Linked DNA regions of Mus musculus: regions 1 and 3 are each linked to region 2. A link is a loop called in an ENCODE intact Hi-C map of the cell type or tissue named here. Cell type or tissue: heart. All regions are shown on one strand. Each heading gives the region's core, and the rest is flanking DNA. Links, peaks and the distances in the headings are about the cores only.

Region 1 (10,148 bases), core at 2,431-7,430, 61 kb before region 2:
AACTGGCGTTACAAGTAGCTGTGAGCTGCCCAAGGTGGGTACTGGGCACTGAACGTGGGTCCTCAGGAAGATCATTGAGTGTTCTTAGTCACTGAGCCATCTCTCCAGCCCTTCCACCTACAAGACACCAGTTCCATTTATATAGAATCTGCTATCATAACCAGACCCCTTCATTAGGTGCTCATGGAAGTAAGGACTTCAATGGGAACTGGGGAGATACCAACATTTAGACCATCGAAACAGCTGTATTTGTAGTCACATTAATGAAGCAATCTGGATTATAACCCCGGCTCTGGGAGTTACACAGGTCCCTGGGCAAGCTGTATTCTTCTTTTCCAGTTTTAATGTCTTTCCTTCCTTCCTTCCTTCCTTCCTTCCTTCCTTCCTTCCTTCCTTCCTTCCTTCCTTTCTTTCTTTCGTTCTTTTTTTTTCTTTCTTCCTTCCTCCCTCCCCCCTCTCTTTCTTTCCTTCTTTCTTTCTCTCTCTCTTTTTTCTATAAAAAATAACGTATGTGTGTGTTTGAGAGAGAGATGGGGAGAGAGAGGGAGGGAGAGAGAGAGAGAGAGAGAGAGAGAGAGAGAGAGAGAGAGAGAGAGAGAGAGAACACACAACTTTTGGGAGTAGGGTTGCTCATTCTGCCAGATGGGTTTGGGAGTCTGAAAGGCAGGCTTGTCAGTGAGTGCCTTTACTCCTGTGTTACATCACCAGCCTCTGCTCTGGTTTTCCATGAAAGGCACTGACCACTGTGAGAACCAAGTGGGACAATGCAGGGGAAACATACCTGATACCGTATTACAAGTCATTCTTTCAACAGACTTGAGAAACATGGAGTGTGCTGAGAACTATACCGGAGCCAGGAAGATGGAAGACGTCAGTTATAATATTTGCTACCAGGAAGACGATATGTGAAAGCTGACTTCAAAAAAGTCTTCTCAGGCATTATGACAGGATGGCGTGTAGTCATTTAGTGTAGAGAGAGCAGACGTTTTTGTTTTTGTTTTGTTTTTAACCATGCAGCAAAGTCGGGAATACTTTTATGAGGAAGGTAGCCCTTAGGGTGAATCGTGAAAGATGAACAGGTGTTGTACAAGGCTGAGTAAGAGGAAGAACATTCCAGAACAGGGTACAGCATAAAAACAAGTGGCCTGAGGGTAACCACCTGAAAGGAACTCCTTGTTCCAAGGGACTGGTGAAGTAGACGCCTCGTGAAGATACTAGGACTTCAACTTGTGACTTGGGTCACTGTAAGAGGGATGACATATAAGCAGCTTAGAGGACACACAACCAATGAGGGGAGCCGGGTGTGGGGGTGGGGCTAGGTTGGTCAGGCACCTGAGGCTGAGTTCAATACCCAGCTCTCATATGGCAGAAGTTGAGAAACAATTCCTGCAAGTTATCTTCTGACCTCTCCACACTTGCACACGGGGCCCACACACAAATAAGTAAAAATAGAGTAAAAACTTCAAAATTAGTAAGGAACATAATGCAGGCCAGAGCGGTGAGGGAGAGAAAGTGAAGGGAAGGGGAAAGCAACGAGAGAAGGGAGGAACCCAGGCTTTTTTTTTTCTCCTTTGCATGACTAAGTGAATTGTGGTGACATTTACGTAAGACTAGAGAGAAAAGTCAGCTGTCAGGAAAGCACATTGTTTTACACAGGCTGAAAATAAGGCCAGGGGGATAAAGGTAGACATTCCTGGTTAGGAAGTTGGCTGGCTTCTGGGCTGGAGAGATGGCTCAGTGATTAAGAGCACACACTGTCCTTGCCTTGCCGAGGACAGGGCGTTTGGTTTGGAGCACCCACACTGGGTGCCTCCTAACTCCAGCTCCAGGGATACTTACTGGATGCTTCTGGCCTCCATGAGAATTCGCACTCATATGCGCAAACCCACACACAGACACAGACACCTAAGTGAAAAAGAAAAGTCAAAAAAAAAAAAAGTAACAATATGCTTGAAAAAGAGAAGTTCGCTTCCGGTCTGGGATAGCTCAGTCGGCAGGTAGAATGCTCACCTAGATGGAATGAAGGGCTGGTTTTGAGTGAGCCCCAGTGTTCAGCTGTGATCCCAGGGCTGAGGTAAACGCAGCATGGTCAGACTGCTCACTCACCCCACTTAAACCTCATTCAAAGTAAATGAAGGACAGGCTATTTAGGCAGCAGGTTGGAGGCCACTGAACAAAGCATAGTCACTAACAAAGAAGACCCAACAGTCCAAGGGCCCATTTAAAGGAGAGATTCAGGAATGCAAATTTAGTCAGTCAAGTTATAGAAAGTGAGGGCTGGAAACCATCCAGTGGCTTAGCTCTCTCCACAATCCTTAGGTGACCTTTATGAGTGTAGCTTCAGCGGAATATTAGCCTCGGAAATTAGTATGACGTGGGAGCATGCTGGATCAAGTAGTGTTTTGATTTTTCGGTTTCAAAACGTGTGAATTCATCTGTCTACCAGACTAAGGGCCAGAAGATGGTGCTGGCAGGAGTCTGAAGTCCACGAGAGAGGAAATGACCCATGCAAATGCAGTCACTGCTCGGTTTGCAACTAGATGGAAACCATCTTCACTGCCAGTAAAGATGATTTCAGGAAAGATGATTTAAAAAATTGCTTGTTGCAATTTTCATTTTCTTTTTCCCGGAGAGCAGCAGGAGAGACAGTTGACATTTGAGCTCTCTCTCGGAACTGCCCCTGTCCCTAATTTGAGCAGAGCGCTCACAGCGGACCACAGACCGGCTCCTTAGCTGGTTTTCTTTCCACGAAATCTTTCAGCCATAGAAAATGAACAAAAGCAGGGCTCCCCAGACAGCCCAGCCAGACATCTCAGCTGCCGGAATAGGTGCTTGGGAGTGGCTCAGGGGTGCGAAGCGCAGCCTCGCTCTGTTGAAGCCAGGTACTGTCCTGGGCAATTGGCTCCAGGTTTAGCTCCCGAGGCGGCCGTCGGGGGCTACAGGCACCCGTGGCGAGGGATGCCAAGGGGAAAGGGTGCCAGGTTCCGCTCGTCCGGCGCAAGCTACTCATCCCCGACATCCCCCGATTCTTCTGGCGATCCGGGCCCCGCGGCGCGGTTGCCTCTTTTAGCCGCACCACTGCCCGGTGCCCGTGACCACCCGGTGGCTGCTTTCGGTTCCGCGCCTTATATGGCCTGGCAGGGGGGTCACGTGCGTCCCGGGCCGCCCGCCGGGAGGGGCCGCTGGGGGAGGGGCGGACGGCGGGAGAAAAGGGGAGGGAGTCGGAGGCGGAGACAGGAGAGAGAGAGGGGCGGATTCTGCGGCCGTGGGAGGCGGCGGCGGCTTGAGGAGCCGAGCGCTCGCCGCCGCGCCGTGGAGCGGGACTCAGGCGGCTGCGGAGGCGGTGGCGGAGGAAGGGACCGGCGCGGGGGCGGGCGAGCGCGGCGGAAGCCAGAGAACGCGGGAGGGCCCGTGGCTGGCCCCGGGCAGGAGCCAGGGCGGCAGCGACAGCGATCCCAGCGAGGGAGGCGCAGGCAGCGGCGGCGGCAGCGACAGCGATCCCAGCGAGGGAGGCGCAGGCAGCGGCGGCGGCAGCGGCGGCGGCAGCGGCAGCGGCAGCGGGGGCCGGTGTCCGTGCGCCCCGGCGGCCAGCGGGCGCGGGCCGGCGCGATGGAGCCTCAGCACGTGCGCCCCGTGCTTGGAGCCCAGAGCCCGGCCTGGGAGGAACCGGTGGGTACCGCGCCCGCGCCCACCCCTCCCGCTTGTCCTTGCTCCCTGCCTCCCCCTCCCGGCCCATGTTCCGTTCAGGAAGCGGTCCGGGATGAGGTCCCCAGCTGCTTCCCAGCCGGGGCAGCGCTTCCTCCGGCGCCCGGGCTCCTCCTTGCTCGCCGCCCGAAGCGCCTTTGTCCGGTCGGCCTCTGGCGACGGTCCTTAGAGGACCGTTTCCGCGCTTCATCCTTTTCCCAACTTTGCACTTCATTCCCGAGTGTGGCGCGGCGGCCCGGGGAGTGGAGGCGACGGGGTTGCGCGGTCAGCGGGTGGCGCCGGGAGGAGACGGGGCTCACCTCTTGACCGCGCCCTGGCAGTCACCTGGGCACGCAGGTTCCCAAGGACCGCCGCCTGTGGAGGCTGGTGGCTGCCAGAAGCCCAGAGCCACGCCTCCGACTCGAGTGGCCGCGGCTGCCCTGAACAGTTCCGAGGGTCAGGGGACCTGGACCGGGATCCAGCCACCGGCTAACTTCGCTTTCGCCTGGATCTCACAGCACACGCCACGCGTAGATTGAGTCACTTTAGGGGCTCAGAGTGTTGCGTGTGAGAAGAGTCGAGGTCTTTGGATTTATTCCCTAAACTCCTTTAACTTATTTCTTGCACCTCAAACTGAGCCGTCTGTTATCCATCCATCCCTTCAGGGATTCCTCCCAGGAATCCCCGTCCTGCGTAGACCCTTGTAATCTTGAGTGGGCAATGAATTTTGGCTCTGCATACCCTATCTACGTATTTCTTAGTCCTTTTTGATTGACGTTGTGAACCGTCTCAAAAGCCTGGTCCAAAATTTCTGGCTTCATCCTTGCTGCGGTGCTGTTCTGATGATGTTTTCCCAGGGACTTCCTGAGTCTGCTCAGGCGGGCCCTCTGCCTGTTGAGAGCTTGTAGGTCAGGTGCCAGGCTTGCTTCTCCTTTTCTTACCCATAGACTTCCAGCCGGTTTGCCAGGGTACGATTCGCTGCCTCCTGCTTCCTGACCTTTCAGGAGTGTCCTTCGACTTTGATCCATCTGCAACTGCTTTTGCTTTTGTGAGTTTGCACGTTAGGTAGCCCATCTGTTCGTGTTCTATTGCGATCATCATTAGGGAGTAAGCTATTCTTGGTTAAAAATACAATTCATTCAGTCTTGACATTTAAGATCATTGGGAATGAAATCCAGCGACCTGTTTTGAACTTTACTAAATAAAATCCTATCAGCTTCCACCACTTACAGCGGGAAGCTCCAAGTCATGTGTAGTGCTTTTTGGGTGCTGAATGCTAGGACTTCACCGCAGTTAGAAAATTAGAGAACCTCCGGCTTTCTTCTCCAAAGTGCTAAGAAACAGAGTGCTTTCTTATTCTCCTAGAAAATCTTCAGTGCTAGTCTCGCCACATGAACGTTTAAAGCTAAAACCTTCACAGAGAAGCGAGATGGAGCAGGAGCAGTGGCTAAATGTTGAACTCTTCAAAACTTGGCGTATGTAAGTGGCTAAGGCATTTTATTAGTTCAGCAGATATTCTTATCCAACACCTATCGTGTTCTGAGATTGTTGGGCAAGCTGTTAACTCTCAGACAAGCTTTGTCCCCAAGAACCTTACTTTATAGCTGAAGGTTGACATCTATTCAAGTGTGTGTCATAAAAAGTTCTCATGAGTGATTTTATTCAGAACTTTGTGTAATGACTACAATATTTAAGGATTTTTCAAACGCTTTATATAACTACTTAAGAAAGTTGAGTTACCTGAACGACTAAAAGAGGAGTGTACTCAAGAGAAAGCAAGAATGCATTAGAGGAAACAGCTTTAAATGTTAAATATTTCTGGCTTGGAGAGCAACGGGGTTGACGTTTTAATCTAAATATGTTTTGAAGGAACACTGGGTCCATCCGAATCCCTGTTGTTTCTGTTTGGGACAGAGCGTCACACTGTAGGACAGGCTGCTGTGGGATTTTCTCGGTAGGCCAGGCAGGCCTGAAACTTCATGCCCTGCTGTTGCTTCAGCAGAATACAAGGCATCATTAAGTTCTCAAAAATCAGGGTCTTTAACTTTGATTCAGTGAGCTCAAGAATCTGAATGGAGTGAGTTCTGGTTTCCTTCAAAATGAACCTATATGACCATCATGCGGCATGCTATACTTAGAACATTAATTGCTAGTCTATATAACTTTAAGGAGCCACAGTGTCTGTCTGTCTGTCTGTCTCACACACACACACACACACACACACACACAGAGAGAGAGAGAGAGAGAGAGAGAGAGAGAGAGAGAGAGAGAGAGAGAGAGAAGAGAAGATCTAAACAGTAGAATCACAGCTTTCTTGAAGCCCAGACTCTGTGTGCTCAGAGACTCTCATTTTCAGGACCTGTGTGTGTCCCCTCCCCCCATTGCTTCCTAGTAGGTGGCACAGAACAAGCAGCTGATACATGCTCTGGCAACCACAGCTAGAGCCCCAGCTCCATGCCTTTCCCATCAAGATACATTTATCCTCTGAGCCAAAATAAATCCTTCCTCTCTTAAAACAAAATGAAACAACAGCAAAGAAAGCAAACCTGTTTTCACTGGGATCCCAGTTCTGAGGTTTTTTTGTTTGTTTGTTTTGTTTTTAACTTTCTTAAAATTTAAATATAGGTAATTTAATATTTTACCATACAAACTTGACTAAATGGGATTACTGTGTTGTTATGGCATGTGGCAACATGCATGCAAGAATTTGGTGTTTCTCTTTCTCTCTGTCTCTCTGTCTCTCTCTGTCTCTCTCTGTTTCTCTCTCTCTCCTGATGGAGCCTAAACCATGATGGCCCGATTTCTCCTATTCAGAGACAAAAACAAAAGATTCCTTGGAGATTCATGTGGAGAAAAGGGATTTTTTGGGACTTCCTGACATTCTGTCTGTGAGGGGGTGAAATTAAGTTAATTAGCTAAATTTGGATACACATTAGCTTTATTTAACATTATTCGGGCTAAATCTTGAGCCTAAAGAAGATACTTGCTAGCATAGTAAGTTTCTTGGTTTTCTTTGGTGCTAGCTTTGGAATGTAGTCCAATGTTAGTGAATATAGGCATAATCTAAATTTTAGCCCAAAAAGTATTTGGGGAATTGGGTGTGGTGCTGCACACCTGTATTCACACAATTAGGTGAGGAAGGAGGGCCCAGATTGTGGAGCCAGCATAAACTATATATTGAGACTCTGTATCCAGAGACAAGAGAAGAAAAGAATGAGGGCTGGGATGTAGATTTGGGACAGAGCACATGCCAGTGCAAGGCTTGCCCTAGCACCACTAAAGTAAATAAGTAAGGAGAATCAAAGCGTTTTGCTGTTGGGAATGAGCGGGTAGGAAGATATTTAGCAAAGCAGTCCTTAATCTTGGGTGGGAGTGGGTAGCAGATAGGTAGTTACAATTCTAGCTCAGTTTAAAAATGTGGGAGTATTTACAAAATACCTTAAGTGGAGAGAGGCTTGACTATACTTCATTCCCTAAACTTGGTTTTTATTTTCAAATGGTTCTATACCTGTTGGCATTAGCTGTTGGCAGTATACCAGTTATCAGTCCAGAATTAATGGACACTTAGAAAGGGAAGTGTTTCAAAGCAAAAAGCCCACAATACAAGCGAAAGGTTGTACAGTTCCACTTTCTGCCTGGATGGTGAGAGGCTTTGGCCTTGTGGGCTAGGACCACAGTAAGTTCCTGTAATCAACAGCACTGTTGCTCATGGAATAATTTGTTATCTAAGTAACAACTAAGAAAATTGACACAGGGCAAACTTTTTGAATGTTAATTTCTGACTATGGAATACATAGTGATTGCAGAATCAGTTCCATATTGCTGCCAGGGCAGCCTTCCAGTCTGTGCTGGTTCCATCTGTAGTCCTTTGGTTCTGGACTGATCAGGAACATGAGCCCTGGACCATGGCTTCTCAAGTACCCACTCATGGTTTTCAAGATATGACACATAACTCTTAAGTTCTATCACAATTGAAGGTAGAACCGTAGAACATGGGATTAGACACTTTGAGTGACTCATGATTCTGCTTGTTGTGAGCAGTTGATTAGTTCACAATACCTGTAAGTAGTAATAGAGTGTTCATAAAGTTTTAGTCAGCTTTGGCTTATGTCTCTTGTACTTTTTTGGGGGGGGGGTATGGCACCTTATTAAGTAGAAAACTGACTGGAGGGTCAGCTTTACTCCTTTCTGTTTAACCCTGACTGTAGCATCTATAGACTGTATGGCCAAGACTCTTTGCTGCTTTTGTTTGTTTGTTTGAAACAAGATCTTGCTGTGTAGCCCTTGTGGGCCTGTTACAATGTAGCCCAGACTGGCTTCCATCTTGGCAGCACTCATACCTCAAACTCCAACATTGCAAGCTTTCAACAAGATTAGTGATATGTTCTACCTGGAAGTTTCATTGTATAGCCCAGGCTGGCCTTACATTTCAGAGGCCTATCGGCCTCTGCCTCTGGAATTCTGTAACCAAAGGTGTGCACTACTACAGCTCACCAACGAAGATCTCAAAGTAATAGTAATAAAAAGGAATTCGTGAGCAGCAGGGGAGAAATTATTTGAAAATCTAAAACACTAAAGAAAGAGTCAAGGAACTTTTTATAAACCAAATGAGACAATATGCCATGTATTTGAAATTGTAATAGCCATTTCAAGAAATAGAGGCTGATGCAAGAGACCTGCCATAGATTCCAAGTCAGATTGGGACTGAGGCGTGCTAGGGGACTACCTCAAAACAAAGAAACTGAACAAAGAAAAGGCAAGGGCATTTCACTTAGGTCAGATAACCATTTTGAATGCTTTTAACTAGGAGGAGAAGCAGTTAGTAGGTCAGATACTATTTTAAATTGGTGATTCCTTGAAAGTTTCTCAGAAGCGATGGTCTTCCAACAGGGTTTTCCCCTGAGCTGCCTTTAGTGGGAAATGAGGCAGCTTTCCTTTCTTTGCCTACACAGTATTTCCACCCATCCTGGGTTTCCTCTACAGCTGCAGATGCTGTAGAGTTGCAGTCATTTACTTAGCAGGAACTGGCTTAGATTGGCTTTGCTTTTCAAAGTTACAGGCCTTAGGAGCTGGCTACTGAATTCTGTGTTGATCAGAGCGGGCTGCAAGGCTAGGTTTTTATAAGTAATGGATACCTGCACTTTGAGGAATTAATTGCCTGGCTCCTGGATGTGAAGCTGTGCAATGTGTCTTTAAGCAATCTGCATCCTTTCAAAGAGTAAGAAATGGAACCCATCTTCTTCACCAAATAGGCATGGGCCTTAGACCACCTTTCACTTCAGTCACCCTTGACTGGATTCTGGGAAATGTTGCTATATAAAACCTGAAAGTTTAATGTGTGGGTTGAAATACAGGATAGCTGTCAAAGTGACCTTTAGCTATATAGAGTGTGGGGAAGAGAACATTAGAATCATAATCACGTTTTGGTCCCAGCTTGTGCCCTCTGTCTTCTTTATGTTAAAAGGAAAAGTCTGAACTGTGTTAGGCCCTTTACTAAGGGTCTTTGTCTTGACTTGTCTGTGACCAAATAGTCAGACTAAGACAAAGGTCACTAAAAGGGCATTATTTTGTTTTTGGCTGTGATGGGCCTTCTGTACTCTAGGCACTGATCTGGATCTCCGGCCAAGGTCATTTAATGCTATTGTTTCTTAGAAAGTTCTCAGCAGTGTGTTCTTGTAGGTACAGAATTTCATATTATAGGGCCAGAAGGACTTTTGAAGTCCATTTCACCCCACGTTTTCCCTCGCTAAAGGGAACAACTGACACACAAGAGAGGCTGTCTCTGTGCTTGAGAAACATGGCCGCGCTCTCATGCTGAATGACTGAAACGGATTTCACATTTTCAGTGTAGTTAAAATCCCTTAGAGCTGGCAGCAGCTCTAACGCTGAGCCGATCATTGCTGGTCTTAAGGTTGCACCTGAAACCTGAAAGAATCAAAACCCCAAATCTTAGTTTCCAGGAATTTTCAAGGTCAAGGCTAAGTGACAAACTAGGAGAGGTACCTGAAGGGCAATGGCTAAAAGGATTGCTCTACCGAGGAGAGCACCCCCGGAGTCGGTAGGGACTTCATAATTGGAAAATCACTAACAGCACTGTGACGTTTTCTAAGGTGGACAGCAGGAAGCGTGTCCTTTTCGTACCCTCTCCCTCAGCCCCTCTTCCCCCACCTGTGTAGGATTTTGAGGTTGAATGTGCATTCTGCGCTGCTGCGAGGTTGCTCATCCCAGGGGCTGCGCTTAAGTAGCTGGCCGGGGAAGCGTCTGGGGCCCAGGCTCCAGCCTGTGGATTCTCTTTCCTCAGACTTTAGTCCGGACCAGGGAGTGGCGTTCTCTTCTGTGGATGTGTGTATTTATATTCTTTACTTTATACTTTGTTAGTTGAGTGCATTCTTACAGGCATTCTGGATGGGCGCTTTAGTCTAGACATTTATTTCAGCATATTGTCGTCTTGGGCTGCGTGTCCT
Region 2 (10,148 bases), core at 2,141-7,140:
GAGTCAGAGCCTAACAGTGACAGGAAAAAGGTGGAAGAGGAAAGATCACAGCCAAGTGAAAGAAGAGGAGCGGGAAAGAATGAAGAGCAGTGGGGGTGGCGGAGGGCAGGGAAGGAAAAGACCATTCTTAAAGGCAAGGTTAAAAATGTGGCAGTGGAAAAATGCAACCTATTCTAGACTTTGGAAGAGGAATCTGTAGGAGAGGGAGACACGCCGGATGCTGAGAAAAGGACTGTAATGGGATGCTATTGAAATGGGTTTCGTTCTGCCGAAGTTCGGTCTGAGGTCCCCAAATGCCGCAGACAGAACAAACAGTATGTGATAGCAACACCCACATGGCCTAGAAGAGCTTTGCAGCCCCTAACATGATACCATTTCCCGCTCTCCCATCCGGTATCTGGGATGGCACCTAATGCTAGGTAAGGGCCCAGCTCCACATCTTGAAGATGCCCAAGATGTGTCTTGAGGTCCAGCTGGGAAGGAATGAGCCTGGCTTACCTCAAGTTACATGGAAAGTTAATAAGAGTCATTGGCTCTCTTGACTTGATCCATAGTCTCTGGAGGCTTCAGAGACACTGGATCCTGTAAATGCTTGCTGTAGTGACTCCTGCCTGCCTGCCTGCCTGCCTGCATGCATGCATGCATGCCAGAAAGAAGTCTGCAGGGGACACAGCTGGGCTTTCTTAATCACACCAGTCTGATTTCCACGGGCCAGGAGAGGGCCTGCTGGCGAGTCTTTTATGCCAAGGCCAGTGAAACCTTCCCAGTATGATGGAGCTGAGCCCATCAGAGGCAGAGGTTGGGCGCTATGCAGCATTCTCAGTGACGGTTAGGAGAACCCACTGGAACCCTAGGAGTTAATAGCAGGCGACTACCAAAACTACAAAAGGCCCTAATTTAATTGGCTAATGAAGTGCAGGGAGCAGGATTCTTAGCAGAAGGGCCAAGAGAAGAGGCCTCCTGTGTGTGGAGTGGGTGGCAGGTGGGGGTGAGGCGAAGTAAGTCTCAAGTTTTAAGTCTAAATTTTTCCCTCTCTTGAAAGCTAAAATGTTTTGTTTTTGTTTTTGTTTTTTGAGACAGGGTTTCTCTGTGTAGCCCTGGCTGTTCTGGAACTCACTCTGTAGACCAGGATGGCCTTGAACTCAGAAATCCGCCTGCCTCTGCCTCCCGAGTGCTGGGATTAAAGGTGTGCGCCACTACTCCCGGCGCTAAAATGTTTTTAATAGACTAGAGGACTTCTGATTTTTTTAAATTGTTGTGGTTGTTTTTAAATTACTTACTTTGAATTCATATGTATGCATGAATGCTTGCCTGCCAGTGTATGTATCATGTGTGTGCCAGGTCATCAGATCTTCTGGAACTGGAGATACAGGTAGTTGTAAGCCACTGATGTGCGTGCTAGGAACTGCGGCCAGGTCTCCTGGATGTGCCTAACTCCTAGGGCATCCAATTGAAGTAATCTTTATTTACTCTGCCTTCCAAGGGGAATGTACAGAGGGATTTCCTGACTTTGCACAGGAGGGAGGGAGGGTGGGGGAAGAGAAAGAGGGGGACATAAATGAGAATTTAAGTCCTTAGTGTGCTAGTGACCTGTAAGAGTCTAGTGTTTGCCATGAATGGAGCCACAGAGCTTGAAACTGAAGATGGGTGAGCTCTGCCTGGGTGACATTTAGAGGAGTAGGCACGGAAACCACGGTTTTAAGTGAGGCAACAAGGAGGGAGGAGCCGTGGGGAAGGGCACCCTGGTCCGTGGAAGGTAGTTAAGGAGAGATGGCACCATAGAAAGATGGTATGCTTTGTATGGCTAGCAGCAGTAGTGCCCTGAGTGGGACTGGAAGCTGACCTGGAGGGAAGCAACAGTGCTGGGTCTCAGAAAGTAAGTCAGACGTGTTGATCAGAAAGCAAGGCGTATCTTGGTAAAGAAGTGTGTGGATTTTTTTGTATTTACGTTCATGGGTCCTTTGAGAACAGTGGTGGCTTTTGTGTGGTGGTAATGTTTAAGTGAGACCTGTTCACTTAAGGACAGGCTATGAGGACAGGCTATAGATAGTATCTTAGCTAGGGTTTCTATTGCTCTGAAGAGACACCATGACCACAGCAAGTCTTATGAAGAAAACATTTAATTGGGGGCTGGCTTACAGTTTCAGAGGTTTAGTTCATGATCATCACTGAGAGAAGCATGGCAGCATGCATGCAGACATGGTGCTGGAGAGGGAGCTAAGAATCCTATATCTTGATCTGCAGCAGAAGGGACTGTGTGCCATACTGGGCATAGCTTGAGCACAGGAGACCTCAAAACCCGCCCCCACATTGCCACATTTCCTCTAACAAGGCCACATCACCTTCAACAAGGCTCTTAATAATGACACTCCCTCTGGACCATGCATTCGAATAGATGAGTCTCTGGGGGCCATTCCTGTTTATACCAGCACAGTGGGGAGTGGGGGAGCAAGAGAAGTTTTTTTTTTTTTTTCTAGGATTTGCATGTAGACCTTGAATGTGGTGGCCCTGTGCTTCTGACACTTCTTGCTTCTAGGGGAACATCTGGTCTACCTCTCCTGGACAGCCTGAGACAAAAAGCCATTAGCATCCCTCTTTGGGCTTATAGGCACGGAGGACTAGGTATTTTGGTTGTCATGATGACCACATGCTTTCTTGCCGATCCTTGGTTATTGCCAACCTTTAGTAAAATTGTGTTTGAGCTCCCTCCCCCAATTGCGCCCCCCCGCCCCCCAGTTTATTACAAGTCGAGTGGTACAAGGAAGGATACAGTGGAATACAGTCAGCCACAAACAGCCCTGCCGTTTGTAGCCCACAGATGGATCGGTGTCTTATTTATGCAAAATCAGCTGGGCACGGAGAGCAAATGCTGCAGGACTGCGCGGTGTGCGGATCTAAGGGTCGATCTCAGAAGAACAATGGCTACCAGAGCCTGGGGTGTCTCAGAGGGGACACGGGGTGGGAGGAGGGTTGATCAAGTGGTTAAACAGTTAGAGGAGAGTCAGAAATCCTGGCACGCCATTGCGTAGTCAGGTGACACGGAGAAGGACTGCGTGCTTCCTAGCTTGCCGAGCTGGAGGGAGAGCATACGTTCTCACTGTGAAGGTGTTTGTGGTGCTAGGTGGCTTAGTCCGACTTAAACTTTACACATGTGTACATGTATTGAAACACCTTATAAAAGGTATACTTTTTTATGTATCAATTCCAAATGAAATTTCAATAAAAAATTAAGAGTAGACTCATTCCAGACATGTGGGTCCAACCGGAGAGGGAGCGTGGCCTGTTTGAGGGTTAGTGTCGGTGGTGTGTGGCGAGCTTGCGCTCTGGTGTCCTCAGGAGACCCTTCCCTGGCTTCTGGTCACAGGGGAGTTTCCTCACTAGACCAGAAACAATGAAGCTACACACATTGCGGCATCTTTTGGCAGGCGACATTTTGATGGCATTTTAAGGCACAGAGGGCAAGGAAGATGAAAGGTTGTTTGCAAGTTCCAGGACTTGTGTGCTTAGGGAGATGATGGTGTTGCTGACAAGCGAGGTCCCCGGGCAGAAGAGCAAAATGGCTGCAGGAGGATTGTCCACAGAAGGTACCTGCCTAGTTACAGGAAGCTTGGAATTAGAGTTGAGACCTTCTGAAGCCTGCGCTTTCTGCTAGCCTGAGACCTACAGTACATGGGATAAAAAGTGCTTGTTGAGTCTAAGGTGGGCCAGCAGTGCCAGGTGGTGGTGTGCAGACAGTGAAAATTATGAGTAAAGCCAGGAACTTATTTTGGGAGTTGTGCATGCATAGATATTTAGAGGAGATGATTGGAGCTGTCGTGGAGGGAGTTCACTTAGATTTGCACACAGGCTATAATTGGAAATGGCCAATGAAGAGTATTCCCTTAAAGTGGAGAGGACAGCGAGCAGTCACAGCACACTTGTGCTGTGAGGTGACAGGTGACAGACAGGACAGCGGAGCATCTGCCTTTCCTAGGCTTGCTGGGATAGAAGGGAGCATTGGCTTGCAACATGGGGCAGTGTCAAGGTTTTTACTTTATTTTGGATAATACTTACGAAGAGGAAGGAAAGTGGATGGAGAGGGAATGATTGTCGAAGACCCAAGAAAGGGTTCTGCGCTGTCAGGACAGCAGTGTGTGCTCAGGATGCAGAGACCAAGGAAACACACTTAGGACTCAGCAGCACCTCCATGTGCTAGTGGTGGTGGTTGTTGATATTATCCGTAAGAAGAGAAGGTCCAGGTTCAGAGTCATCGATTCGCTCAAGGTCTCCACAGCCAGCTGGGGTCAGAATTCTGCACCTCTGTCCGTTAACAAAATGACTGCGTGGCTGTAAAGCTGGAGATGAGGCCACTGTAGAGAAGTAGCACAGGGGCTAAGTTTCCTCTGGACAGTGATGGAGTAGTAGGCAAAGGTCCCCAAGTGGGAGTGGCAGAAGACGGCTGTCCGCGTTAGGATTTCTATTGCTGTAAAGAAACGGCGTGACCACAGGCCAGCTAAGGAGGAAAGTGTTTATTCGCTTGATGCTTTAACATCGTGGTCCAATGGCTCCCAACCTTCCTAATGCTGCAACCCTGTAATACAGCTCCCCATGTGGTGAGCCCCAGCCATAACATGATTCTCATTGCTGTTATGAATTGTAGATATGTTTTCCGACGGTCTTAGGTGACCCCTGTGAGAGGGTCATTCAAGCATCCAAAGGAGACTCAGCTCATGGGTTGAGAACCATGTCTTAGTCCATCGCTGAAGAAAAAGTCAGGACAGGAACTAATTCAAGGCAGGAACCTGGAGGCAGGAGCTGACACAGAGGCCATGGAGGGGGGCCGCTTACTGACTTTCTCCCCATGGCTTGCTCAGCCTGCTTTCTTATAGAACCCAGGACCACAGTCCAGGGAGGCCACTACCCACAGTAGGCTGGACCTTTCCCATCAATCACTAATTAAGAAAATGCCCTACAGGCTTGCTTATAGCCAGATCTTATGGAAGCTTTTCCTCAATTGAGATTTTCCTCTTGGGAGACTCTCATGACAAGCTGACATAAAACGTACCAGTCCACCAGGGATGGATCCAGGTAAGGGAACATGTTGCTGTCAACAATCTACACTCTGTGGTGGGGGCCTGGGTGGGTTTACTGCAGCTTAATCCAGTAATTTGCTCAGACTTCCATCTCTGATTCTTCCTCTGTCCCATCTTAAATACAGAGGACAATCAAATGCGTTTCTATTGTGGGATGTGTGCCGTGTGTGTGTGTGTGTGTGTGTGTGTGTGTGTGTGTGTGTGTGTGTGTTTGAAATTACATTACTTAAAAACAAAACAAACTGGCTTATCTTTTTTGGGTATAAATATTGCCCGTGCAAATCATCTCTGAGTGAATTTTCTGGCACCGTGTGTGTATTTGTGTGTAAATTAGTCCATGTGACTCTGAATTCAGAGAGCTGGCAGATGTCTAAATGAGTATCCCTGTGTCATCAGGACCTAGATATTCTCTTGGGGAAGAACTAGAAACCTTGAGAATATTGAAATACATGACTAAAATTCCAGAAATCACACACACACACACACACACACACACACACACACACACACACACACACACACACACAAAGAGGACTGGCTCTTCCTGACATCCATATGAATGGTAGCATGTGACTCCCGGTGCTGTGTGTGGTCTGTCCATCGTCTCCGTTGCACTTCATTCTTTTCTGTCCTGTTCTTGGCCACCCCAGTGACCCCAAACCCCTCCGTAGCCCTGAACTAGACCTGGGAGCATGGTGAGTGCCAGGTTTACTGAGGGCCAGGAAAGGTGCGGAGTCATCTGTTTAGCACATGAGTTACTAGTTAAAAAGTTGACAGTGTTCAGTAGTTAATTTTAGGCCCCATCAACATGCCCCCATCAAAACAGCTTTATCATGGTGGCCACATGGGAAAGCGGTTACATCAAAATGTCATGTGTGGGAAAAAGGATTATTCTTAGAAATAAGTAGGGGCGTTTGATAAAGAAGAATTTAATTCAGAATTAGAAGGAGAGTTTTTCTTTTTAAAAACAGGCCCGTGTGTAGTACTGACAAACCTGGAACTTGCTATGTAGACCAGGCTGGCCTCGAACTCAGAGATCTGCCTGCCTCTGCTTCCCAAGTGCTGGGATTAAAGGTGTGCGTCACCACACCCAGCCGAGGTTTTATCACCTTTATGACAGTTCCCTCACGCTATCCATAAAGCGCAGACAAGGATTTACATAACAGAAAAAAGGTCACCATCTTCCCAAGGCAGGACTGAGCATTAGTGTAACACCACTGCCACCTAGTGGTGATCTCTTGCAGCTCGTTGTAAAGTAGGAAAGAGGATGTTTATAAGAGATATGGACACTTTGTACCTTCTCAATGCAGTTTTATCTCTCTAATTAGAAATTTATGCTCATGAACCTCTATGGAGAAGATACATACTAAGAGCAGAATGAACATCTTAGGGGTTAAATAAGTATTCACAGAATATAATTACTTTCCATCTGATTTTACCTTTATGCCTTTTCTTAAGAAAAGAAAATTATAAACCAGTGTAAGTAAAATAATATATTAGAAATTACTGGGCATTTTGTATAAAGGGTAATTAGACTATATTATACAGTCACTATCGTTTTGCTTTAGAACATATTAATTTGCATTTAAGCACAGATATCTTAACAGTTTCCAGTGTTGCATACAAAATGATGGGGGTTCTTTGGATCTACGTAGAGGTGGGTGGAGTCCCCTAGATGCTGGGAGGCTCTCTTCATCCTGCTTTCTTGAGCTTCCTCGTGTTTCAGTATTGGGTAGGTGTACCCCACTCCTCAGCCCAGTGTTGGTTCAGCCTAAGGTATACTATGCTTGTGTTTTGCAAGTTGAACTTTTTCCTTAAATAGAGATGCAGTCATAGGAATTCCCATAGCCAGGAAGCCCTGTGGAGCAGCTGCAGGGCCCCACTTGCTTTGCCTCCCTGCGTCACCTGTGTGAGCCGCATTTGGAGGGACCCACTGTTATAAGTGGCCAGGCTACAGCTCCCTGACATCACAGACATTCCAAAGAACCAGAATGAGACGGTGTACATTGATGTGTGTGTAAAAGTAAGCAGTTATTTCAAATGAATTAAAAATGTTTTTAGGCTCCCAATGGAGGAGCTAGAGAAAGTACCCAAGGAGCTAAAGGGATCTGCAACCCTATAGGTGGAACAACATTATGAACTAACCAGTACCCCGGAGCTCTTGACTCTAGCTGCATATGTATCAAAAGATGGCCTAGTCGGCCATCACTGGAAAGAGAGGCCCATTGGACACGCAAACTTTATATGCCCCAGTACAGGGGAACGCCAGGGCCAAAAAGGGGGAGTGGGCGGGTAGGGGAGTGGGGGTGGGTGGGTATGGGGGACTTTTGGTATAGCATTGGAAATGTAAATGAGCTAAATACCTAATAAAAATGGAAAAAAAAGAAAGCATACACACACACACACACGAAGAGAGAGAGAATAAAAAATGTTTTTATATGCATAAAGCAAGACTATTTTGAACATGAATTTTATTCTGTAAATTCATGTTGTCTGCCTCTGGCTTTTGAACTCGGTTACACAGAGCTGTAGGAATCCTAGCTGATATCCTGGGCAGGAAACCTGAGCTGGCCCTTATGTGGGTCAGAGTGTCTGGCCATTTACCGTTGGGAAAGCGCCTCAGATTGTTCTGATACACAAAACGGTTTGAGCACACTGCACCAAAATGTAGGGCTTAAAAAGCAGGGAGATGCTTGTGATACTGTAAATGATGATGTACCTTATCCTCCCCCACTCTAGTTTCATTAAGTATTGTTTCCAGAAACTTCTTTGAATGCTTTCTCTCCTATGAGCTGGGACACAGTTACCCCTCACGGTTCACACTGCGGTCCTTCCTCTTCAGCTTTGTTGCTATTTGATTTTAAAAAGTTAACTCAGCATTGGAAGGAAAGAAGTGTTCTGGGTTGGATCTGGCTAGTGCCACCACTGGCTTTGGGTGGCAGTGCTGGGCTCTTACTGTGTGTCCAAGTGGACATCTTTGTCTGCTGGGTGTGGGAAGCAGGCTTTGGGATTGTCGCGCCCGCTCTCGACCAGCAAGAACGACGTGACCACCAGTCCTTCTAACAGCAGTTTATTCAGTCCTGATTCTTCTTGTTTATATCTCCCTTGTTTTTATATCTCCCCCGAGCCCTGGGCCTCTCACTCTTTTATACTCTCAGGTCCCATCCACGCACAGCAGGCCACGCCACCTCACCAGGCACGCAGCTTCAGCTAATCAGGGCAGCAGGGGCAAATCTCCACCAAATTGGATTCACCTGTATCCTGGTACACCTGCGCAGCACTCAAGATGTTTGTGTCTTATATGAGGAAGTCAGGTGCAAGTCATATGACTTAGCTGCAGTCCCTGGCGCCTTTGGGACTGCCGCCACACCCGCTCCCCACAATTCCCCCTTTTTTCTTTTTTGGCAGAGAGAATGTCTGTAGATAGCCCCCCGCAGCCATGCCCCTTACCCGTCCTTGGGTGACAAACAGCATTGGTTTGATCCCTGTCTTAGGTTGGTGACATGTCCAGGGAGTCTTATCACTGACTACCTCTCAATCATGCCAAGCCACTCCTGGGGAGATTGTGTTTTGCTTGTGGCAGGTGCATCAAAAGGCCAGGATATTAATTAACCTATGGCCAGATCTTAATTGCTGCAAGCAAGCCTCATGGGTGAAGGTAGAGGTCTGATCCCCAGTGTGCAAGCATAGGGGCCCTACACAAAACCATCCCTTAGGCTCATCACCCAGAGAGGTCTTGGCCAGCTCCCGTGTCGTTTTTCCTAGGGGAAGGGAACTAGGACACTGAACCTTCATGCAATCAGACGTGCCTTCCACAGGATGCCAACAGCAAGCTATCCTCTGTGCAGTGCTTAGCCTCGCACCCCACGGCATAACGCAGCATAATTTCTTTTAGAGCGGCAAACCGAATCTGAGGAGATTGTCCCGCCTCCACTGCAGCAAAAGCCTACGCTACCATGGCAAAAGTGCGGGCCGCACACTCTGCACCTAACACATGTGCCAAACACAAAAAACACACACACTATAACAAGCATACATCCCAGGGCTCTCATCCCCACTCATCTTCCCTGAAGCAAGGGATAGATAGCCAGAGGGGCTATCTCTTTAAGGGGAATTCAGGGATCAAAAAGCGTGGAAAATTTTGAATGTCATGTCGAGCTGGTATCGGCTTCTGGAATACCGAAAGGATCTCTCATCTCGGCTCCATCCTTTGTGCTTGTGGGATCATCCACCACATCCACAGGGGCAACTGGATCAGGAGCCTCATTCTTGCAGTGTCTCACCAATCTCTCCAGCACCCAAAGAGGTTCCTTCTCGTCCTGTGGAAACACACAAACAGACCCTCTCACCCACATCAACACCTGATCCTGTCGATCCCAGGGGGGATGGACACAATACCTCGTGGTGATGAGACCATAACCTCAATCACCTGTGTGTCCATCTGGGGAGTCAATATGAGAGTCAAGTTTTCACTAGCTTCCCCTCTGTTAGGCAATGATTTCCACGCCCTTATAGGAATCTGATTCACCTGCTCAAACACCTGCACTGGATATCCTGTCTGTTGTTGTGCAAATCTACCTTGATCAAGCAGCATATCTCTATCCCATGCAAATTTAGCTTGATCAGTGAAAATAGGACATCCCAGCAAGGAGAATCTATCCTCTTTCCAGACCTCCGGACAGAAGGTCTGCCCATAGATGGCTGCCGAGGAGGCATAGGGAGGGGGAGCAGAAGCTAATTCGCCTTCCTCCTCCGCCTCAGCTCTTTTATTTTGTCCTTTCTGTCCACCTGATAACACTGTGTCTCCTTTCTTTTTCCTTTTTCTTTTTAAGCCCTTCTCCTCTTCCGACATATTTTCTTGTTGCTCTATAAGGATTTTCTGACCTGTCTTGACTGCCTCTACACACAGTTTCAAACAGTAACAGAGTCCATATATCAGAACAAACAAGACCAAAACTATCAGACCTACCCACAAAGGGTCAATGGGAGAAAAAAGCATAACTACACAGCGAGGATCTATTGATCACTACACTGAGGTTATCATAGTTCCTTAACTTGTCCCCAAACCGGGAACCT
Region 3 (10,148 bases), core at 2,364-7,363, 330 kb before region 2:
CCCCAAATTTCAGTAGTGCACTAATGCAGTTGTTAATTTCAGTAATACAGTAATACAGTTGCTAACACAGAGCCAAGCCTCCAGGAAAGTCAGAATATCTGCTGACCTGTGCTTTAAATTCTCTTGGCAGGCAGCACAGTGAAGCTTTAATGCTCGATGACTTTAAAGTTAGATAAGTTGGGTTCTTACTAGCTATGTGATGTTGACTAAGGACATGATTTCTCCAGTCTGTTCCTGAATCTTTAAGATGACACAAACAGCACGTTCCTTTATGAAACTGTTCTAAGGATTAAATTCTAGAATGATTCTATAGCACTTAGCACAGGCCAGAAAAGTAGGGCTACTCACAAAATAACAGACATTACATACAGGTTCACAACAAGTGATAGAGAGGATGGGGGTGCCCCATAAAGGACAGAGACAATGGGGTACCCGACAACTGACAGAGATTACCACACAAGTAACAATGGGGGTGCCCCACAAAGGACAGGGATAATGGGGTACCCACAAATGACAGAGATGATGGGGTACCCAATTGAGTGATTATGGGGTGCCCAGCAAATGACAGATATAATTGGGCACTCTACAAATAAGAGATGATGGGGGTACCCCACAAATGACAAAGATGATAGGAATGCACAAAAAGTGACAGATGAGCCAGATGGCCCCCTTACAATGAAAGCAGCCACACACACTCACAAAGATCTACACAACTGTAATGAATCAAATTATTACTGACCTAGTTTACAACTCAGATCAACAGCATGGTTTAGGCTAAGGCAGTGTAATAAAGCTCTTCTGAAGCTATGTGACCTCTGAGAGGTCACTAAGGCCTAATGAACTGTTACAAAGAGGGAAGAGGATGGCAGAGTGACCCTGAGCATCTTAGTGGCAAGAGGAAACAGAGGAAGTACCACGGGGTTCAAAGGGGACAAGGAAACATGCCTAAGATGTGTCTTCGTGAGGGGACCTCCGTGAAACCCGCACCAGGAGCACCGACATCCCCATGCTCAAGCATCACACAGCTCCATGAGATGTGGCTCTGCTGCCACTAGCGCTATGGTATGAGTCACACAGCCTTTCAGGACCAACAGCTACAGCACCAACACTTTTCCCCTGTTAGACAAGTTTCAAAGAACTCATTTACACGGAAATGACTTGGTGAACCCTTGTTCTCAGTCAATGTGCATTCTTGACCTAGAGAATGTTTAAATATAAAGAACCATAAATTTTAATTAAAAGTGACATGTAATTTAATGCTAAAATAAGCCAAAACAAAGCAAAACACTGACAAATGTGGCTTAAAGCAGTCACATGAGCAGGAGAAATGGACAAAGGCATGAAAGCAAAAGGAAGATACAGCCCTGCTGAGCATGAGCTGCCAGCCATGCTTCTAGAAGGCCTGCTCGCCAACTCTTTGGACCACCAATGACTCCAGAAATGACTCTGACCTCAAAGCTGTGGGATGCTCTTACAAGCAGAACTTCATCCTGAGGTCTAACTTGATTGGCAATAGTGTAGAAAAAGAAGAGAGACGAGTGAGACTGGAAGCCAATGCTGCTTCATTGGTCTTTCCTCAAGAAGACAAAGTCCTACAGTAAGGTTATGACACCAAGATGGAAGAAAAGGTGGCAGCAAATGACCTGAATACCTGTTAAGTGGCCTACGAGGAAGAAGGCAGAGCTGTGGATAAGTACATATTCCAGTGAAGGAAAACAGAGCATTCAGGGATTCCCAGCCTTAATATCTTAGACTGTGAAAAGTTCCTATTTCACCCACACAAGGTCTGAGAAATACACCCCAACATGAGTCTTTCAACAGTTTAATAAAAAACAAATATAACTTCCTAAGACCCAACATCCCAGTCTTGTACGCTAATATCACATGGGCTTTGTATCTCATCCCAGCAAACCCTGAAGGTTTCATACAGCTTTGAAGAACAATTCCTTCACTGGACAGCACCAAATTCTTTACAATAGAATCTGGTGTTTAAAACACCGGTGCTAAGCATAATGTGAACCAATTTTGTGTTGAATAAAAGACTTATTAACTCCTGCTTTCAGACTGTCAATTAAAAATTCAGAATAGACTTTAATTTAAAAAGTCCTAGTGTATGTAGCATTTAAAAAGTCCTAGTGTATGTAGCATTGTAATATCAAATTTCTAACAGCAATTTTATCTTGCAGAAAGGAAGGTAAGAATGCGAAGTACATTCCTTGGTTACCATGGTTATGCAAGTTAAAGGCACACACAACGGTTTTTTCATATTAGCACAATTATGAGTACCTTCAACTGCTTAAAATACAAAAGATCTCATGAGATATGAACAAAAATAATGTTTTTCTTCCTCTTAAAGAATTAATATATATGTACATATATATATGTATGTGTTATACATACACACATATATATATATATATATATGTATGTATGTATGTATGTATGTATGTATGTATGTATAAGCCCTGCCAGGAGAGAAGCCTAGAGATGATCTCTTAATAAACTGTTAATTAATTAATTAATTTTCCATTCATTCCTCAAGGATTTAAGTATCTATTATCTGTCAGGTTCCAGTTAGAAAGTCAGAGTAGAAGACTGAACAAGCTCAGACTTAGAGAGTTCAAGTACTAATTGGAGAGCTAAAAATAACCCCCAAGCAACTGTGATGGGTCAGTAGGGTGAGAATTTCTAGTGTCAAGAAAGCAGACTGGGAGGTACGTGTAGCCTCTGCTTAGGGGACAGAGATGGCCACCTAGCAGAATGGAGGCCCAGAGGAGCAAGCCAATGGAGAGAACACACATTCTAGGCATTTCTAAAGAAGAGGCATTTTAATGGGTGCTAAAACTAAAGACAGCGCCAAGCTAAGCATGAGCAGAGCCCAGGGGCTTCAGCAGAGGCTGAGGAAGAGAGGCTGGCAAGGCAGCGGAGTCACAGAACCAGCTGCACAGTAAGCATGTTCTCCATCTACTCACGAAGGCAAAGGGTTCCTCAAACAGTGAATAGCAAGAAGTCTGGAAATCCACTGCGAAGGATCACTCCATGGACAAGATGGGAGACTCATCTATTCATTGCTCTATCAGATACCTGCTAAATACCTACTGTTGTGCAAGCAAAGATCCCGAGTCAACAGATGCAGAGAATGAAACAAACGAAACCCAAGGGGGAAACAGGCAACAGAATGTGCCTAAAGCATGTCTATCACACCTAAGATCATTACCCCAATGCGAGTCTTGAGGCAAGAGGGGAAGACAGAAATAAAATGGCAAGGAAAATGCCTCTGACTCACATTGACTTGGAAAAGAATGATTGGGAATGTGACATCTTAGCAAATCTAATGGGGGCAAGGGAACAGTCCTAAAGCCATCGAAGAGAGGAAAATACAGAGGAAGATGCTCCAAGCCTAGCACTAGTTAGAATGTCCAAGAGCAGGGAAGACTGCCTGCTAGCTCCATTTCATATGTCAGAAGATGCTCTGAACACTGAGTGGGAAGAAAAGCCATCAACAGTCCCTTCTGGCTGTGACCCCCTAAAGCTTTGACGCACAGCCTGTAAGACATGCCCAATGATGGCATGACTATTATGACATAGCCAGCTGTGTTGTAACTGGACTTAACACAGGGGAACTCAGACCTGGTATCGTATTGCAGGCCAGTAACTCAGGCTATGAAGTTCATAGTCCCTACTACTACTGTTTTGTTAGGAGCACATAGTGTCAACCTGGCTTCCAAATATTCTTATATTCATAGACTAGTGGAAACCTCACCTTAATCACGGAAATCTCTCCCTCCCTCCCTCCCTCCCACCCTCCCTCCCTCCCTCCCTCCCTCCCGCCCACCCGCCCAGCCAAAGCTCAGGGAATACTGTAGAAGAGAAGACAGTAAGATTCCAAGAGGCAGAAATAGATGAAGTCTGCCTCAAAACAACATCCTCTGGGTGTGAAGGGCCACTGCATTCTGGAAGTCACAGAAGCTGTGGCTGTCAGCAAAACTCCACAAGATCAAGCCAAGCAACACTTCAGCATAAAGGGGAGGGACTCATGAAGAGCCATCCCAGCTGAGGAGCTGTTGGCAACTGACAGCCACTTGAGAGAGATTAAGTCTTCTCTTTAGGGTTCTGCATACTTTGGTCCTTCTTAGAAGGGGAAATGAAACACCCATGGAAGGAGTTACAGAGACAAAGTGTGAAGCAGAGACTGAAGGAAAGACCATGCAGAGACTGCCCCACCTGGGGATCCATCTCATATACAGTCACCAAACCCAGACACCATTGTGGATGCCAACAATTACTTGCTGACAGGAGCCTGATATAGCTGTCTCCTAAGAGGCTTTGCCAGGGCCTGACAAATATAGAAGTGGAAGCTCACAGCCATCCACTGGACTGAGCACAGGGTCCCCAATAAAGGAGCTAGAAAAAGGACTGAACGAGCTGAAGGGCTTTCCAGTCCCATAGGAGAAACAACAATATGAACCAACCAGTACCCCCAGAGCTCCCAGGGACTAAACCACCAACCAAAGAGTACACATGGTGGGACTCATGGCTTCAGCTGCATATGTAGCAGAGGATGGCCTAGTTGGTCATCAATGGGAGGAGAGGTCCTTAGTCCTGTGAAGGCTCTATGCGCCTGTGTAGGGAAATGCCAGAGCCAGGAAGAGGGAGTGGGTGGATTGATGAGCAGGGGGAGGGGACAGGCAACAAGGGGTTTTCCCTTGGGGAAACCAGGAAAGGGGGAGGGGAAACCAGGAAAGGGGATAACATTTGAAACATAAATAAAGAAAATATCTTTAAAAAAGGAAAAAAAAAGAAGTCTTCTCTTCAATGGTGGAGCCTGTGGTAGGTTGCCCATGCCCCAGTGGGTGGCGCCCTAAAGCCATGTGCATGTGGGCAGCATTAACTGGACACAGTGGGTTATAGAGGGGAGAGGGAGAGGAGGAAAACATTACAGTGATAATGACATGAAGTTGGGATGGGGACTGAGCTACAGGGAGAAGAGGAGAAGGCAGTGGGGGGGTTATAATCTAAATACACTGTACTCAGATAAGAAATAACCTAAGAATAAATTTTAAAACTGAGCAACAGCAAAGAAAATAACAAAGCTGGAAAGACTAATGGGGAAAAATGAGGTGAGGTCCCAGAGGTAATTAGCAAGAAAACTGTGGTAACTGGATCTTCTCTCTCTCTCTCTCTCTCTCTCTCTCTCTCTCTCTCTCTCTCTCTCTCTCTCTCTCTCTCTCTCTCTCACTGCTGGAGCTTAGGAATGTGACTTTTTAAGGCAAAGATGTCTTTGGAGATGAGATTAAGAATTTTTTTTTTTTCCATTTTTTATTAGGTATTTAGCTCATTTACATTTCCAATGCTATACCAAAAGTCCCCCTTACCCACCCACCCCCACTCCCCTACCCATCTACTCCCCCCCTTTGGCCCTGGCGTTCCCCTGTACCGGGGCACACAAAGTCTGCGTGTCCAATGGGCCTCTCTTTCCAGTGATGGCCGACTAGGCCATCTTTTGATACATATGCAGCTAGAGTCAAGAGCTCAGGGGTACTGGTTAGTTCATAATGTTGTTCCACCTATAGGGTTGAAGATCCCTTTAGCTCCTTGGGTACTTTCTCTAGCTCCTCCATTGGGAGCCCTGTGATCCATCCATTAGCTGACTGTGAGCATCCACTTCTGTGTTTGCTAGGCCCCGGCATAGTCTCACAAGAGACAGCTACATCTGGGTCCTTTCGATAAAATCTTGCTAGTATATGCAATGGTGTCAGCGTTTGGATGCTGATTATGGGGTGGATCCCTGGATATGGCAGTCTCTACATGGTCCATCCTTTCATCTCAGCTCCAAACTTTGTTTCTGTAACTCCTTCCATGGGTGTTTTGTTCCCACTTCTAAGGAGGGGCATAGTGTCCACACTTCAGTCCTCATTTTTCTTGAGTTTCATGTGTTTAGGAAATTGTATCTTATATCGTGGGTATCCTAGGTTTTGGGCTAGTATCCACTTATCAGTGAGTACATATTGTGTGAGTTCCTTTGTGATTGTGTTACCTCACTCAGGATGATGCTCTCCAGGTCCATCCATTTGGCTAGGAATTTCATAAATTCATTCTTTTTAATAGCTGAGTAGTACTCCATTGTGTAGATGTACCACATTTTCTGTATCCATTCCTCTGTTGAGGGGCATCTGGGTTCTTTCCAGTTTCTGGCTATTATAAATAAGGCTGCTATGAACATAGTGGAGCATGTGTCCTTCTTACCAGTTGGGGCTTCTTCTGGATATATGCCCAGGAGAGGTATTGCTGGATCCTCCGGTAGTACTATGTCCAATTTTCTGAGGAACCGCCAGACTGATTTCCAGAGTGGTTGTACAAGCCTGCAATCCCACCAACAATGGAGGAGTGTTCCTCTTTCTCCACATCCTCGCCAGCATCTGCTGTCACCTGAATTTTTGATCTTAGCCATTCTCACTGGTGTGAGGTGGAATCTCAGGGTTGTTTTGATTTGCATTTCCCTGATGATTAAGGATGTTGAACATTTTTTCAGGTGCTTCTCTGCCATTCGGTATTCCTCAGGTGAGAATTCTTTGTTCAGTTCTGAGCCCCATTTTTTAAGGGGGTTATTTGATTTTCTGAGGTCCACCTTCTTGAGTTCTTTATATATGTTGGATATTAGTCCCCTATCTGATTTAGGATAGGTAAAGATCCTTTCCCAGTCTGTTGGTGGTCTTTTTGTCTTATAGACAGTGTCTTTTGCCTTGCAGAAACTTTGGAGTTTCATTAGGTCCCATTTGTCAATTCTCGATCTTACAGCACAAGCCATTGCTGTTCTGTTCAGGAATTTTTCCCCTGTGCCCATATCTTCAAGGCTTTTCCCCACTTTCTCCTCTATAAGTTTCAGTGTCTCTGGTTTTATGTGAAGTTCCTTGATCCACTTAGATTTGACCTTAGTACAAGGAGATAAGTATGGATCGATTCGCATTCTTCTACATGATAACAACCAGTTGTGCCAGCACCAATTGTTGAAAATGCTGTCTTTCTTCCACTGGATGGTTTTGGCTCCCTTGTCGAAGATCAAGTGACCATAGGTGTGTGGGTTCATTTCTGGGTCTTCAATTCTATTCCATTGGTCCACTTGTCTGTCTCTATACCAGTACCATGCAGTTTTTATCACAATTGCTCTGTAGTAAAGCTTTAGGTCAGGCATGGTGATTCCACCAGAGGTTCTTTTATCCTTGAGAAGAGTTTTTGCTATCCTCGGTTTTTTGTTATTCCAGATGAATTTGCAAATTGCTCCTTCTAATTCGTTGAAGAATTGAGTTGGAATTTTAATGGGGATTGCATTGAATCTGTAGATTGCTTTTGGCAAGATAGCCATTTTTACAATGTTGGTCCTGCCAATCCATGAGCATGGGAGATCTTTCCATCTTCTGAGATCTTCTTTAATTTCTTTCTTCAGGGACTTGAAGTTTTTATCATACAGATCTTTCACTTCCTTCGTTAGAGTCACGCCGAGATATTTTATATTATTTGTGGCTATTGAGAAGGGTGTTGTTTCCCTAATTTCTTTCTCAGCCTGTTTATTCTTTGTGTAGAGAAAGGCCATTGACTTGTTTGAGTTAATTTTATATCCAGCTACTTCACCGAAGCTGTTTATCAGGTTTAGGAGTTCTCTGTTGGAATTTTTAGGGTCACTTATATATACTATCATATCATCTGCAAAAAGTGATATTTTGACTTCCTCTTTTCCAATTTGTATCCCCTTGATCTCCTTTTGTTGTCGAATTGCTCTGGCTAATACTTCAAGTACTATGTTGAAAAGGTAGGGAGAAAGTGGGCAGCCTTGTCTAGTCCCTGATTTTAGTGGGATTGCTTCCAGCTTCTCTCCATTTACTTTGATGTTGGCTACTGGTTTGCTGTAGATTGCTTTTATCATGTTTAGGTATTGGCCTTGAATTCCTGATCTTTCCAGAACTTTTATCATGAATGGGTGTTGGATCTTGTCAAATGCTTTTTCTGCATCTAACGAGATGATCATGTGGTTTTTGTCTTTGAGTTTGTTTATATAATGGATTACATTGATGGATTTTCGTATATTAAACCATCCCTGCATCCCTGGAATAAAACCTACTTGGTCAGGATGGATGATTGCTTTAATGTGTTCTTGGATTCGGTTAGCGAGAATTTTATTAAGGATTTTTGCATCGATGTTCATAAGAGAAATTGGTCTGAAGTTCTCTATCTTTGTTGGATCTTTCTGTGGTTTAGGTATCAGAGTAATAGTGGCTTCATAAAATGAGTTGGGTAGAATACCTTCTACTTCTATCTTGTGAAAAAGTTTGTGCAGAACTGGAGTTAGATCTTCTTTGAAGGTCTGATAGAACTCTGCACTAAACCCGTCTGGTCCTGGGCTTTTTTTGGCTGGGAGACTATTAATAACTGCTTCTATTTCTTTAGGGGATATGGGACTGTTTAGAAGGTCAACTTGATCCTGATTCAACTTTGGTACCTGGTATCTGTCCAGAAATTTGTCCATTTCGTCCAGGTTTTCCAGTTTTGTTGAGTATAGCCTTTTGTAGAAGGATCTGATGGTGTTTTGGATTTCTTCAGGATCTGTTGTTATGTCTCCCTTTTCATTTCTGATTTTGTTAATTAGGATTTTGTCCCTGTGCCCTTTAGTGAGTCTAGCTAAGGGTTTATCTATCTTGTTGATTTTCTCAAAGAACCAACTCCTCGTTTGGTTAATTCTTTGAATAGTTCTTCTTGTTTCCACTTGGTTGATTTCACCCCTGAGTTTGATTATTTCCTGCCGTCTACTCCTCTTGGGTGAATTTGCTTCCTTTTTTTCTAGAGCTTTTAGATGTGTTGTCAAGCTGCTAGTATGTGCTCTCTCCCGTTTTTTCTTGAAGGCACTCATAGCTATGAGTTTCCCTCTTAGAAATGCTTTCATTGTGTCCCAAAGGTTTGGGTACGTTGTGGCTTCATTTTCATTAAACTCTAAAAAGTCTTTAATTTCTTTCTTTATTCCTTCCTTGACCAAGGTATCATTGAGAAGAGTGTTGTTCAGTTTCCATGTGAATGTTGGCTTTCTGTTATTTATTTTGTTATTGAAGATCAGCCTTAGTGCATGGTGATCTGATAGGATACATGGGACAATTTCAATATTTTTGAATCTGTTGAGGCCTGATTTGTGACCTATTATGTGGTCAATTTTGGAGAAGGTACCATGAGGTGCTGAGAAGAAGGTATATCCTTTTGTTTTAGGATAAAATGTTCTGTAGATATCTGTCAGATCCATTTGTTTCATCACTTCTGTTAGTTTCAGTGTGTCCCTGTTTAGTTTCTGTTTCCATAATCTGTCCATTGGTGAAAGTGGTGTGTTGAAGTCTCCCACTATTATTGTGTGAGGCGCAATGTGTGCTTTGAGCTTTACTAAAGTTTCTTTAGTGAATGTGGCTGCTCTTGTATTTGGAGCATAGATATTCAGAATTGAGAGTTCCTCTTGGAGGATTTTACCTTTGATGAGAATGAAGTGTCCCTCCTTGTCTTTTTTGATGACTTTGGGTTGGAAGTCAATCTTATCAGATATTAGGATGGCTACTCCTGCTTGTTTCTTCATACCATTTGCTTGGAAAATTGTTTTCCAGCCTTTCATTCTGAGGTAGTGTCTATCTTTTTCTCTGAGATGAGTTTCCTGTAAGCAGCAAAATGTTGGGTCTTGTTTGTGTAGCCAGTTTGTTAGTCTATGTCTTTTTATTGGCGAGTTGAGACCATTGATGTTAAGAGATATTAAGGAAAGGTAATTGTTGCTTCCTGTTATTTTAGTTGTTAAAGGTGGCATTCTGTTCTTGTGGCTGTCTTCTTTTAGGTTTGTTGAGGGATTACCTTCTTGTTTTTTCTAGGGCGTTGTTCCCGTTCTTGTATTGGTTTTTTTCTGTTATTATCCTTTGAAGGGCTGGATTCGTGGAGAGATAATGCGTGAATTTGGTTTTGTCGTGGAATACTTTGGTTTCTCCCTCTATGATAATTGAGAGTTTGGCTGGGTATAGTAGCCTGGGCTGCAGTTTGTGTTCTCTTAGTGTCTGTATAACATCTGTCCAGGCTCTTCTGGCTTTCATAGTCTCTGGTGAAAAATCTGGTGTAATTCTGATAGGCTTGCCTTT

The links. Hi-C counts contacts between places; a loop is a spot of excess contacts. Peaks named below come from ENCODE experiments on the same cell type or tissue, not always from the same donor. Only the 100,000 strongest peaks of a DNase experiment are listed, where the experiment ranks them.
Region 1: it touches region 2 in a loop (3-fold over the local background); 13 of 42 quality-filtered maps call a loop at or near these places.
Region 3: it touches region 2 in a loop (5-fold over the local background); 14 of 42 quality-filtered maps call a loop at or near these places.

Annotation. Positions count from the first base shown.
Region 1 is chr14:78,725,879-78,736,026 of GRCm38, reverse strand. It overlaps Dgkh (diacylglycerol kinase, eta), which reads left to right and starts at 3,298. Exons shown (of 30, transcript NM_001081336.2): 1 at 3,298-3,669. The coding sequence starts at 3,610. In heart, for the core only: CTCF peaks have their summits at 3,099, 3,723 (motif pointing left) and 4,596; DNase peaks (open chromatin) are centred at 2,466, 3,166, 3,756 and 4,566; H3K4me3 peaks cover 2,376 bases; H3K27ac peaks cover 1,850 bases.
Region 2 is chr14:78,664,611-78,674,758 of GRCm38, reverse strand. The region is part of intron 2 of Dgkh (diacylglycerol kinase, eta); the gene reads left to right. Among named protein-coding and RNA genes, the nearest start is that of Gm30716, 19 kb to the right of the region's middle. In heart, for the core only: a CTCF peak has its summit at 4,584; a DNase peak (open chromatin) is centred at 6,238.
Region 3 is chr14:78,998,495-79,008,642 of GRCm38, reverse strand. The region is part of intron 16 of Vwa8 (von Willebrand factor A domain containing 8); the gene reads right to left. Among named protein-coding and RNA genes, the nearest start is that of Gm30970, 130 kb to the left of the region's middle. In heart, for the core only: a CTCF peak has its summit at 4,844 (motif pointing right); no DNase peak of the experiment used is centred there; H3K27ac peaks cover 432 bases.